Linked DNA regions of Homo sapiens: region 1 is linked to region 2. Evidence: chromatin loops called from intact Hi-C (ENCODE). Cell type or tissue: sigmoid colon. All regions are shown on one strand. Links, peaks and the distances in the headings refer to the core of each region. The heading gives the core; the rest is flanking DNA.

Region 1 (5,117 bases), core at 2,618-5,117, 70 kb after region 2:
GAGGTTGAGGCAGGAGGATCATTTGAGCCCAGGAGGTGGAGCCTATAGTGAGCTATGATTGCACCACTATACTTCACCCTGGGTGACAGAGCAAGACCTTATCTCTTTAAAAAAAAAGGCATTTTTTTGTCTTGGTAAACAATTTGTTTTATATGCCATAAATAGTTTAAGGCATTTAAAAATAATTCAAATATTTAAAGAAAGTTGATGATAAAAAATAACCTTTTAAAGACATAATTTAATATCAATTCAAAGAAAAAACTCTCACATTGCAGTTATAACTTCCCCAAACATTGTACTAAACAATAAAATCTTACTAACTTAGTTGAAAACACAAAAGCTAATAATTGTTCCTAGCAAGTTACTATTAAGTAGTAGGCAGACTGTCATTTACAACACTTCTGATTATCACATTTCTAATTTGAAAGCCCCTTCTTGAAAAGAGTAATCGAGACAGGAGAGTGGTAGGAAGTGAGCAAACATTTGTGTACTATCTACTAAGTGTCAGGTATGAATAAGATTGTTCTTATTCTTGATGTTGTATCCTAAGACTTTTGAATCTTATCTTAAGTCAAGGACAAGTTCTCAGTTTGATGTCATCATCACAGGAAAGGGTACTTTAATTCAAGAATTCTTGTCCTTTTTCATCATTACATATAAATCCCAACTCAAGAAAATGGCAAACTAGTTTAAATAGCAAAACATCTGCAAATGTCACTGATCCATATTTAGTGACTCCTCAGTTTCAATTCGTTTCTAGAAAATTGACTGAATCATGTTAGATGGTTGCTTTACCCAGAAACAGAAGCTAATAATTAGGAACTACAAGTGCTCAGGTTTTTGTCACTGCCTATTCATTTTATAAGAATCCCATAGGAAAGCCACATACTTTATTAAAGAAGGAATAAACAAGACCGTTTTTGAGAAGTGTTGTAGTGTATGCTTATCAATACCCCTATTTACTAATACTTAACAAAAGCTCTTTTTCCTATACTGGACCTACTGAGTTTTCCATTAAACTCAGTACTGAGTTTCTCATTAAATACTGGACCTACTGAGTTTCTCATTAAATACTGATGAATCCATTCTAAGAAGAAATGCCCATATATTCCTGAATTTGGTCCTATTTCTGAATATGTCTATTGGTACTGGATACATTCCCTGTCCACACAGAGTTAGTAACTGTGGTCAGTTTTGTGGACTTTTATAATATTTATTTAATGGCAGTTAACCTAAGGAATAGCATGGGACAGTTGATTTTCTTCTCTCACTATAATTCAGGACTAATTTTCTCACCATTGCAACATATATTTACATGGCTAACACCCATAAATGATCACATAAGATTTACATGCATTTCCCCACCCTGCTCACTGAATAAGAAAGCAAACTGTGAAACAAGCTTATGGAAATAGTTAAAGAATTAAGATCTAATCATATTTCAAAGCTCACCCTCAGAGAAGCTCTCTGAAGCAAAGGCCGCAGAAACTGAAACTCATTTATTACTTGGGCTGAAATACAAACTTTAAGAGAATGAGGGAGAAAAAAACCTTTACTTTGCTCTAGGGAAGAAGCAACTATTCTCTGATGTGCAGAAAATAATTTATCCTCAAAGACCAAATGTAAATGGGGTCAATTAATTTTTTTTAAAATCTCTACCTTCTGTAATATTTTTCTAAGTCTTTGACACTGTTACACTTTATACTAAAATCTAATGTGTGATTTGACAAATGTCAAAGGAAACTGACTACTGTATTTAACAAATTTTAATAAGCATAATGTATACTTTAAATATACTTAACACAAAATTTACATGAGTGGCCATTCTGTGGTATAGTACTCTTAGGAAGCAGATAGAACACCTATGTCAAATTTTGACTTCAAAGATTTAAAAAATAGTGACATTGTTCAATGATCAAATGACATGAATCAGCCAAGTAATAAATTATTTGAATTATAAGCTTTGAATCTAGGCATTAGATGCCCCAATTTGGCATGCTCATAATGTCTTATTTTTTGTTTTTAAAATTTTTTACTTTTTGGTTCAATTGGGTAAGAAAAAAAGTAATGTATATTAATTGGAAAGTTTATAAAATATATTTGCACTAAGCTATGCTATGTCAGATTTGTAGACAGTTCAATATAAAACAGTGGTCTCAATACTTAACAAAAGCTCTATTTCCTATACTGGATTATTTTGAGTTTAGAATAGCTGCTGAAAGGACGTTCTTGAGATTTAAGCATTAGCTGTTTCTAATTTAAAATGACCTAGACTCAAGGATACAAAATCAATGTACAAAAATCAGTAGCATTTCTATACACCAATAACATCCAAGTTGAGAGCCAAATCAGGAATGCAATCTCATCTACGATAGCTACATACTCACAAAAATAGGAGGGGAAAGATCTCTGCGAGGAGAATTACAAACATTGCTAAAATAAATCATAGATGAAACAAACAAATGGAAAAACATTCTATGATCATGGATTGGAAGAATCAATATCATTAACATGGCCATACTGCCAAGGCATTTTACAATCTACAGATTCAATGCTATTCCTATCAATCTACCAATGTCATTTTTCACAGAATTGGAAAAAAAACTGTTATAAAATTCATATGGAACAAAAAAAAAAGCCCAAATAACCAAACCAATCCTAAGCAAAAAGAACAATGCTGGAGGGATCACATTACCTGGCTTCAAACTATACTATAAGGCTGTAGTAACCAAAACAGCATGGTACTGGTACAAAAACAGACACATCGATTCATGGAATGGAATAGAGAACACAGAAATAAAGATGCACATCTGCAGCCATCTAATCTTCAACAAAGTCAACCAAAATAAGCAATGGGGAAAGAACTCCGTATTCAAAAAATGGTGCTGGGATATAGATAGTGGGCTAGCCATATGCAGAAGAATGAAAATGGATCCCTTTTACCATATACAAAAATTAACTCAAGATAGATTAAAGACTTAAATGTAAGACCTCCATCTATAAGAATCCTAGAAGAAAACTCAGGAAACACCATTCTGGACCTTGGCCTTGGGAAATAATTTATGAATAAGTCTTCAAAAGCAATTGCAACAGAAACAAAAATTGACAAGTGGAACCTAATTAAACTAAAGATCTTCTGCACAGCAAAATAACTACCAACAGAGTAAACAGACACACTACAGAATAGGAGAAAATATTAGCAAACTATGCATCTGACAAAGGTCCATCCAGAATCTATAAGGAATTTAAACAACTCAAACAAAAAACAACCTCATAAAAAATGGGCAAAAGACATGACCAGACATTTCTCAAAAGAAGACATACAAGTGGCCAACAAACATATGAAAAAAAATGCCCCATATTACTAATCAGAGAAATCCACATCAAAACCACAATGAGATACCATCTCACACCAGTCAGAATGGCTATTACTAAAAAGTCAAAAAACATGTTGGTGAGGCTGCAGAGAAAAGAGAATGCTTATACACTGTTGGTGGGAATGGAAAGTAATTCAGACACTGTGGAAAGCAGTTTGGAGATTTCTCAAAGAACTAAAAATGGAACTACCATTTGACCCAGCAATCCCATTACTGGGTATACAACCAAAAGAAAGTAATTCATTCTACCAAAAAGACACATGTACATGAGTGCTCACTGCAGCACTATTCACAATAGCAAAACCATGGAATCAACCTAGGTGCCCATCAATGGTGTATTGCATAAAGAAAATGTGGTACATATATACCATGGAATACTATGCAGCCACAAAAAGGGCGAAATCATGTCCTTTGCAGCAACATGGATACAGCTGGAGGCCATTAGCCCAAGCAAATACCACATGTTCTCACTTATAAGTGGGAGCTAAACATTGGGTACTCATGGACATAAAGATGGCAACAATAGACACTGGGGACTACTAGAGGTGGGAGGGAGAAGAGGGTAGGGGTGGGAAAACTAACTGTTCAGTACTATGCTCAGTAACTGGGTGACAGGATCATTTGTACCATAGACTTCAGCATCACGCAATATACCCAGGTAACAAACCTGTACCTGTACCCACTGAATCTAAAATAAAAGTTGAAAAAAAAATAAAAATAAAATTGAAAAAGAAATATAAGACTATGCAAACTTTTAAGACAACATACATTATCTGCACTAAAAGTTTACTACTTTTCAAGAAAATATTTAAAAAAAAAGAATAATTCACATTTAAAAAATGGGTAAAGAACTTGAATAGGCATTTCTCAAAACAAGATACACAGAAGGCTAAAAGCACCTGAAAGTTATTTAACATCATTAGTCATTAAATAAATGCAAATCAAACACATTGAGGTACTGCTACATACCCAGTAGAATGGCAATAGTAATAATAATAATGATGATGATGAGAATAACAAGTGTTGATGAGAATGTGTCAAAATTTGAACTCTCCTAGATTGTTGACAAAAATGTAAAATGTTTCAGCTGTTGTAGAAAACAGTTTGGAAGTTTTTCAAAAAGTTAGGCATAGAATTCTTATGTGACCCAGCAATTACCACCCAGGTAAATACTCCAAAGAACTGAAAACAGGTACTCAAACAAATACTTGTACACAATTTATCATAACACTTCTATTCACAATAGCTAAAAGGTGGAAACAATTCAAATGTACATCAACCAATAAATGGATAAGAAAATTGTTGTATAAAAATAAATAAAATAAAATGACTTAGAGTGTATCTAGTTTTCCAGAATCATCTACATCAAGGCTGAATTACTTCGCCACTTCATTTTAATATAATATTCAAAATGTTTGAAAGCAATAAGTATGATGCCCATACAAAACATGTCTTATTTCCCCGTTCAGTTGACAAAAATAAGGTGTCCAGTTGGCTCTGTTGCTTTATAGTTGAATTTCCCATCACCCAGACCCTAAAATCTACTTCCACCATCTTTTTCATTACATAAAGTTCCTTTGATCGACTATTTCAACTGTTGCCAGGTGGTAAGCAGTAAAGCATGTGGTTAACAGCATGGGCTATGAAGTTAAACCAACCTGGGTGGTGTGACCATGGGCAAATCATTTAACTTTCCTGGGTATTATTTTATAACATGTAGATAAAGTGGACAATAAAGAT
Region 2 (8,480 bases), core at 2,298-4,797:
CCCTTTATAGGGAAATAAGCTGCCTGAACTCCAGGTTCTTGCAAGAGAGTAAAACATCAAATCTGCGGCCTAATTATAATAAAAAGATTACTTTAATTAACTAACATTAATAAAGATTTGCAATATATATGTTACAACAATTCTTAGATATTTGTATCAGTCTGGTTTCACACTGCTGATAAAGACATACCTGAGACTGGATAATTTATAAAGGAAAGAGGTTTAATTGACTCACAGTTCCACATGGCTGGGGCAGCCTCACAATCACGGCGGAAGAGCAAGGGACATCTTACATGGAGGCAGAAAAGAGAGAGAATGAGAGCCAAGTGAAAGGGGTTTCCCCTTATGAAACCATCGGATCTCGTGAGACTTATTCACTACCATGAGAACCGTATGGGGGAACTGCCCCCATGATTCAATTATCTCCCACTGGGTCCCTCCCACAACACGTGGGAATTATAGGAGCTACAATTCAAGATGAGATTTGGGCAGGGACACTGCAAAACCATATCAATATTCAAATTTTAATTCATGGATAAAACCATCATCTGGTTCCAGGTGGAAGCATGTGCTTTAGGTGTGTGCCATCAGTCCACATTGAGCGGCATTATACAAAATAGCTCTGAGAAACTTGATACTGCTTTTCCTTTAAGAATATTCTTAAGAACATCAGCTACATCTTACAGTTTTTCTTCCACTGATCTTTCTTTGCTCTGCAATGTCTTCTACATTGCTACCAATGATCTTTCCAAAACAAACCTGACTGAGATCCTCTGCTGAAAAATCATCAGTAGTTCTGCTCTATCTACAGAATAATTTCAGACCCCTAAGCATGGCATATATACTTGCTACTCAACGCCTGCTCTGAGAGCCAGCAGCGTTGTAGGATCTTGAGCCCTACCCCAGACTGACAGCATCAGAGCCTACATCTTAACAAAATTCCCAGGTGACCTGCAGGCACATTCAGGTGTGAGAAGCACTTATACAGTGCACCCTTCATGAGGGTCCTACAGCTGAAATTCCTCTCTGGTGTCAGTGCTAGGAAAAGCTGTGCTTCTCCTGAGCACTTGACTTGGTTTCTATTAAGGACACGGGCTACTGAAATTCGATTTCTTCTTGTCTTTAGCTGCTATGAAGCCCAGGCCAAACATGGAGCTCTCCTTATAGCAGCTTTATTGGACTTCATGGCAGGCATTTTGTTTATGAATTCTATTCTTGATTTCATATTATTTTCATATCTTTTTTTCTGTGATTTTCTTATTAATTTTTATCCTTTTGTACCATATGCATCTCTCTAAGTCACCTGAAATACTTTTAGGGATTTGGTGAGGTATGAGCCCATGATATTTGTATGCGTGTAAGACAGCAAGGAAGTAATAAAGTCAACAAATATTTCATTTCCTGGCCTTTCCTTGCCCTAAATGGTATGTTTAACACCAGTGCTAACTTCTCCCAATCCAACATGTCTGTGTGTGCAGAAGCCTCATGTCAGATACTTTCGTCACAAACCTAGAGGTATTTTCCATAGAAACCTCTTATGTAAGAGGAACTGAAGATATGAAGGCAAGAGAGCATTGGTGTTAAGGCTCGTGGCAGGCTGGATGTCACAGTGGGAGGTCTAGGTTTCTCTGTAGCTTAAGAAGTGCACTGGCCATCCAGGTCCCAGCTTACTCTGCGTCCCCGCTCTTTTCTAAATAAGGACTTTCTGCTGTTGGTCTTTTCTGTCATGAGCTGGGCTCCAAAGTGGCAACCTTCATTAAAAAGTGAAAACTGGGCGCTTCTGTCTAAAAACTAATTAATTCCTGTGGAGACATAAGACAAAACACAAACAGGTTCATGTAATGACAGTCAACTGCTTGTCATGGCATTCCTGGGTGAGACAGCATGGCTCGTTGGTGGCGACGAGTGGGTGGCGAACTGGAGCTTCACTTTCTCTCTAGCAGCGTGGCTGGAGGCAGGACATGTGACCTCTTTGAACCCATGTTTTCATCTATATCACAGCAAGACATTTGAGAGGTCATCTCCCAGCACTAAATTCAACTGTCATACGATCAATTGAGTTTCTAGTATTAGAGAGGTCATTAGTCTAGTGGTGAAACCTTCAAATGCATGGTAGAGTAATGAAGCATTCAAGGTTTCCAGTCTGGCTGCCTGAGTTGGAATCTCTGCTCCAACTCTTTGCTAGTCATGTGACTTTGGGCAAGTTATTTACATTTTTCTGGGCCTCAGTTTACTCATTTGTAAATAAAGGAATAATAACAGTACCTATCTCATATGGTGGACATGAGGATTATTACATAAAAACACAATGTTAGCACATATAAGAGCTCAATAGATGTTAGTTGCTATTTTATCACAACTGGGGAATAAGAAATGGGCAACCATATTTACCTATATGTTATATATCACACTTTTGTTAAGTTTTTGTGATTATTTTTCTTATGGAAACTCTATATTAGGGCCATCTAACTGTATACTGCTGACCAAGCTGGCACTCTCCAGCTTTTTAGAAATTCATCAAGATTTTATCAAATGCCTGAGTCAAAGCATTTGTGAAGTCAAAACATTTTTAACATAAATTTCCATTCCCTCTATCTCCCCCTGCTATAGTCACAAAAATGAACAAATGGCAATAAAGTACAAGAAGTGCAAGAGGGTTGGGAGCTCATTCACGATCTTCTGGTAGAGCAGACAGATTCCACTTTCTGTTTCAGGTACCACGTCCGTTACCAAACAACCACACGACTGAACACATAACTCCCCCGACACTTTGCCCATTACCAAAGTAGCATGTACTCACTGCATGCATTTTGGCAAAGTACAAGGGTAGAAACAAAGCAAAAATAAAACACCACTATCACTTTCCCCACAGCCAGAGGCACCTACTGCTCAGGTTAATTTGCATCACAGAGTCCATCGACTGCTGCGAGTGCTGCATGCCCAGCAGCCCTTCCCTGCTTGGTCAGAGGGCACTGCCACCCTCACACCAACATCTGAGAGTCAGCATGTTGAAAGGGAGACTTACCACCACCCTCTGTTCATTTAATGGATAGGTACTTGAATGCCCACTGTGCTCAACAAAATAATTTTTGAGATGCCATAAGTAAGGAAAATCAGAGTATGAAATTAATGGTCTGGCCGCCATGGGGCAATTATGATCATTTCTTCTGTAATTCATGGCTATGATATACAGAAGATGAATAGCGGAACAAAAAATAAACACCTCCTTATCCACTTCTTTTAGATCTCTAAGGAGACTGAAATATTCTGTATTTATATGTCAGGTGGAACGCTGCCTGGAGAAATGACGGCTAACATTGCTTATATCTCAGGCAGAAATAGTTTCAAGTACTTTTGATTTATGGCATATTAAAAATGCTTGCAGAAATAACATAAAACAGGACAGGGCTATTCGCGTCACTATCCTCATCATGTAGTTACCGCCCTCTTCTATCTGACTGGCAAAGCCCAGACAAACATATAATTTCTGCTGTGCTGTGGGGCTTCAAAAGGGCTTTGAGCAACAACAAAAAAAACCCTCTGCTTTTTTCACCAGCAAATGTAAATAGTGACCAAAATAGTACTAGAAAGTAAGTTGGGTTAGAACTGTCTGGGTCCTGCTCTAATTTTCACTTTTGATGAGGAGATGTGAACAAAGACTTTGCCCTCTGTGTAGGTGGGTGCTGTGGGCGATACTCAAAAGCAAGAACCAAGTAAGGCAGAGAGCTGTGCTTATCGGCAGTGCAGAACTATAATGAGGCTTGCATTCATGCCAAAAATCACCTTCGCCAAGCAAAATTGGCTAATGTTGGGTCAGGAAAGAGAAAACTGGACATAAAAAGTAAGAATGGCAGACATAAGGCACAAAATAATTGGAAAACACATTCAAAGTATAGCACACTGACAACTGAAACCACAGTATAATCACCATACATTGGTCATTCTCACTTTCCCTGCATACTGTTTCCATTGCTGTGCTTTACAGAAAGGTAGGTAGACAGTACATGGCAACTCAGGATTCTGGCAGCTTTATGGAAATGCATAATATGTGAGTAGGGTGTGTCTTTCTACCAGCTAGTGGTGGTCCGGGGGGTTACCAGGTAGGCAGACAATTAGAACCTGTGGAAATCATTAAAATTATTACGTAGCCTTCTGAAATTGCTGTTTTTATTCTGGGGAACAGCAAATCCAAATCTGCACAGGATACAAATTATATTAACTTTGGAAACAAAAACATAATAAAATCTAAATATAGCTAATGAAAACCTATACTGTCTAAAGAACAATTTAGAATTTATTTTAAGAGCTGTACCAAAGTGTTGTGCTACACATTGGTTCCTAGAAAACATACTCTTGTGAAGGCAAAATTCAAATATTTCACAAATAATAGTTCGTTTCAATCCCTCCATTTCTTTAACAGCTATTATTCCCTCTCACGTCAAGTCAATTGACTTTCTTTTTTTCTTTTTTTGAGATGGAGTCTCGCTCTGTCGCCCAGGATGGAGTGCAGTGGCACGATCTCAGCTCACTGCAAGCTCTGCCTGCTGGGTTCACACCATTCTCCTGCCTCAGCCTCCCAAGTAGCTGGGAATACAGGCACCAGCCACCACGCCTGGCTAATTTTTTTTGTATTTTTAGTAGAGACGGGGTTTCACCATGTTAGCCAGGATGGTCTCGATCTCCTGACCTCGTGATCCGCCCGCCTCGGCCTCCCAAAGTGCTGGGATTACAGGAGTGAGTCACCACGCCCAGCCGTCGATTGACTTTCCTTCTTCCATAAATTCATCTCCAAGGAGCTGAAGAACACCAAAGCCACCTCTTCTCTCTCGGTCTGGCCAGTCTTCATCTGTCAATTGGATTTTGTTTTCTTTTTTAGGCCACACTTTGAAAGGAGCCTTTGAATGTCAGTTCTCTAAGCCTTGAATATGCCCCTTGCCTAAATTATGCAAGTATCCTCTACCTTCCCCTCTTCAAAAAGGTTTGATGATTCCCAAGAGAATGTATCCCTTTGAGCTCCAAGCATCATCTCTCTCCTGTCACTCTCTTCCATACATAGGTAAACACACACACATATACATATACACGTGTGTATATGTGTATATATCTCTCTTCATGTACATATGTACATAAATCTTGCCCACAATGTAAAGATGTAACATATTTAGTTAATTCTGCTTGTTACATCTAATTTATTCTGGGCTGTGATAACCCAACTGATCAAAATGTGAAAAAGTCAACACTACATATTTTATGGATCTTATTAGTTTTGGATCCATATGAATATCAAAGTTTTTTTTTAATAATTATTAGCCATTTAAATGAAGATGAACATCTTTAATAGTATATATATCTGTCGGTTTACTCTTGTCACCTTACTGTCAGTTCAGAATGTGAGCCCAGACCTAGCATCGCTTTCCCCAGCTCCTAAAAATTACATGACTTTGCCGTCTTCATTCATTAGCCACCTGCGTACCTAGCCATACTATCAGTTCTTTCATTTTCTCTCCTAGCTTCACCTCCATTTTGGAAACCCATTCAACTACTCACAACAGTATTGTATTATTATTTGGAATTGATGCAAGTCTGAAAAATTAAGCAATCCCATATTCTGGTAAAAATAGCATTACCAAATATTTATATACAAGAAAATATTGGTATATTTAGGCAGAAAAAAATAGTCTACCCTAGATGATGTTTAGGGCACATGTAGGTACAATGGAGGATGAGGGGTAGGCAGGCTAGTGGAGCTGTTAGGCAGTGGGGAGCAGTTGAAAGCTTTTGAGTAGGGGAGCTGTATGAATAGACCTGAATGATGATACATGATTGACTTATTTGCAACGGTAATACTACAAGCAGCAGGTGGAGCAGAAGGAGCAAGGAGACCCAGGAAGAGTCCAGGGGAGAAGTAGTAAGTGTAAAGTGGATTAGGGTAATGGTAACAGAAAGGAAAAGAGTAATACAGAGCCAGGAAACAACTCATGTGATGTAGGAAGAGAGAAGGGAAAAAGTCAGCTGACACTCTCAGTCCAATTTAAGTCAGGAGTAATAAGGATGGAGGGGAAATATGCTGAGTTCTAGAGGCCAAAAGATCATCCACGCAGAGGTGTCTATTCAGTCTGGAACCTGAAGAGAAGCCAGGGTCAGGTGCTCAGTCGGGATTGTTCTGCAAGAGGAATTAGAGTTGAAATTGTAGGAGTGAGTGAGTTTGCTAAGAGAGAAAGAATAGAGAGAAAAACAACATAAAACTTTGGGGCAGAATTTATAGTTAGAGTCCCTGAAGAGAAAAGAAGAGGCAGCAAATGTATTAATAACCATAAAAGAAATTTTTTTTTTTTTAGACGGAGTCTTGCTCCGTCGCTCAGGCTGGAGTGCAGTGGTGTGATCTCGGCTCACTGCAAGCTCCACCTCCTGGGTTCATGCCATTCTCCTGCCTCAGTCTCCCGAGTAGCTGGGACTACAGGCTCCCGCCACCACGCCCGGCTAATTTTTCATATTTTTTAGTAGAGACTGGGTTTCACCATGTTAGCCAGGATGGTCTTGATCTCCCGACCTTGTGATCCACCCGCCTCGGCCTCCCAAAGTACTGAGATTACAGGCGTAAGCCACTGCGCCTGGCCAAGAAATTTTAAGTGTAGTGTAGAATCTGGGGAGTCAAGGGAGAAGAGGATTTCCAGGAGGTGGTTATCAGAGTTGAATGCCGATCAGGGGAGTTAGGGGGATTTGTGATGAACATTATCCTTACAATCATCACCCACATAACAATGATCACAAGAACAGCAACGACTACTACAGTACTACTGTTACTGTTGCTAATACTAAAAATATGTAGGAGGAAGTTGATTACTTCTAAGCATGTAGTTTTATTGGTTGATAGATGTAAATAAACAAATCAATTTCTTCATTCAACAAAAATGTACTGAGTACTTATACCAAACCGAGCACTGGATATAAAGCAAAGAATAAGAAACGAACGCATGGTAAAAGCAGAGAATATAGGCATAGCCCTACTCTTTTTCTTTCTTTGTTTTTTTTTTGTTTTTTGAGACAGAGCCTCGCTCTGTCGCCCAGGCTGGAGTACAGTGGCGCAATCTCGGCTCATTGCAACCTCCACCTCCCAGGTTCAAGCAATTCTTTTGCCTCAGCCTCTCGAGTAGCTGGGATTACAGGTGCCCGCCACCATGCCAGGCTAATTTTTTTTTGTATATTTAGTAGAGATGGGGTTTTACCATGTTGGTCAGTCTGGTCTCGAACGGCTGACCTCAAGTGATCCGCCCACCTTGGCCTCCCAAAGTGCTAGGATTACAGGCGTCAGCCACTGTGCCCAGCCAGCCCTATGCTTTTAAGAGTTCGATGGTTGAAAGAGACTGAGCGGGGAAGGTAGAGCGGGGCAGGGGAGGGACTACTTGGAGTCAAGTCAAAGTTTTAGGGAAAGACCTGAATCTGAAAAAGATTATTTAACCTTTATGTGTCTGAAATACTATATTGTGCGAATTGTACCGTGAGACTCATCCACCATTTATAATAATGTTTCTGTTGGAAAATGTGTTCAAAGTTTCCATCTGGGATACAAGGAACACATCCTTCCTTGCAATAGTCTTGGTAGCGTAATCAATTCAAAATGTGGGGATAATAATGAAAATGAGAAAAGGAACCAGGAGACTATGAGGAAAAAAAACAACTGAAGTGCATGATGCTGTAGAGGGGCATTTCAGGGACAAAGGGGTTCCAAGGCCCTTGCTAGGAACAGGCTGGGGCAAGAAAGTGACAGGAATGGAAGGCTGGGAGTCATGCTTTCCTGACTACAGGTCTGGATTCTAGAAATCATTTATTATTGCCATCCCCTTTAAATATGAAATTGCATTTAGAACCTTCAGAAGCCAGGAGTCTGTAAACAATGGTGCAAACAATTCAAACCCGAAGACATTCTCAGCTGCAATAAAATTTCTATTTACATGTTCCATTTTTTAAAATTCCTAGAAAAATGCTACTTTTATGACTGGGCTCTCATTGGGAAATATAATTTGCTCAGCTAAATAAATCTGTATATTTCAGGACATGTAACCACATCACACTTACAAGTCTTTGCTATGAATTTAAAAAGGTTCCTTGCCCCTGGAAACAGCCTTTTAAAGGCTGTTGTGGGCCTCACGCAAGTGGCTAGATGGGCGGTATTCAGCACACATGTCCTGTCTTTAATCTAGAATGATCTCACAAACACAAAAACAAGTCAGTCCCAGAAGAGAGAAGATTCCGCCCCTCACCCACAAAAAATACTAGAAATAGGACAAAAATAAGGTTTTGAAACTTATTTGCTGGTTTTCAGAACTGCCATATTATGACGACTATCCTTAATACTTATCTTTTCTTTTGGTTGGTTTTTCCTCCCTAGCTTTTGAATCCTAGCTCTTCCTTCTGGTTCCAGGGCTTAACCAAAAGGCAGATATTTGACACTTGAACACGAAGTTCAGTGTCCAGCACAG

Evidence for each region. Peaks named below come from ENCODE experiments on the same cell type or tissue, not always from the same donor. Only the 100,000 strongest peaks of a DNase experiment are listed, where the experiment ranks them.
Region 1: a loop joins it to region 2, with 2.1 times the contacts of the local background. A loop is called at or near these places in 2 of 110 quality-filtered maps.

What each region holds. Positions count from the first base shown.
Region 1 is chr17:65,778,895-65,784,011 of GRCh38, forward strand. All of the region lies in intron 21 of CEP112 (centrosomal protein 112), which reads right to left. Among named protein-coding and RNA genes, the nearest start is that of AXIN2, 220 kb to the left of the region's middle. In sigmoid colon, for the core only: no CTCF peak of the experiment used is centred there; no DNase peak of the experiment used is centred there.
Region 2 is chr17:65,709,134-65,717,613 of GRCh38, forward strand. The region is part of intron 23 of CEP112 (centrosomal protein 112); the gene reads right to left. Among named protein-coding and RNA genes, the nearest start is that of AXIN2, 150 kb to the left of the region's middle. In sigmoid colon, for the core only: no CTCF peak of the experiment used is centred there; a DNase peak (open chromatin) is centred at 3,318; H3K4me3 peaks cover 326 bases.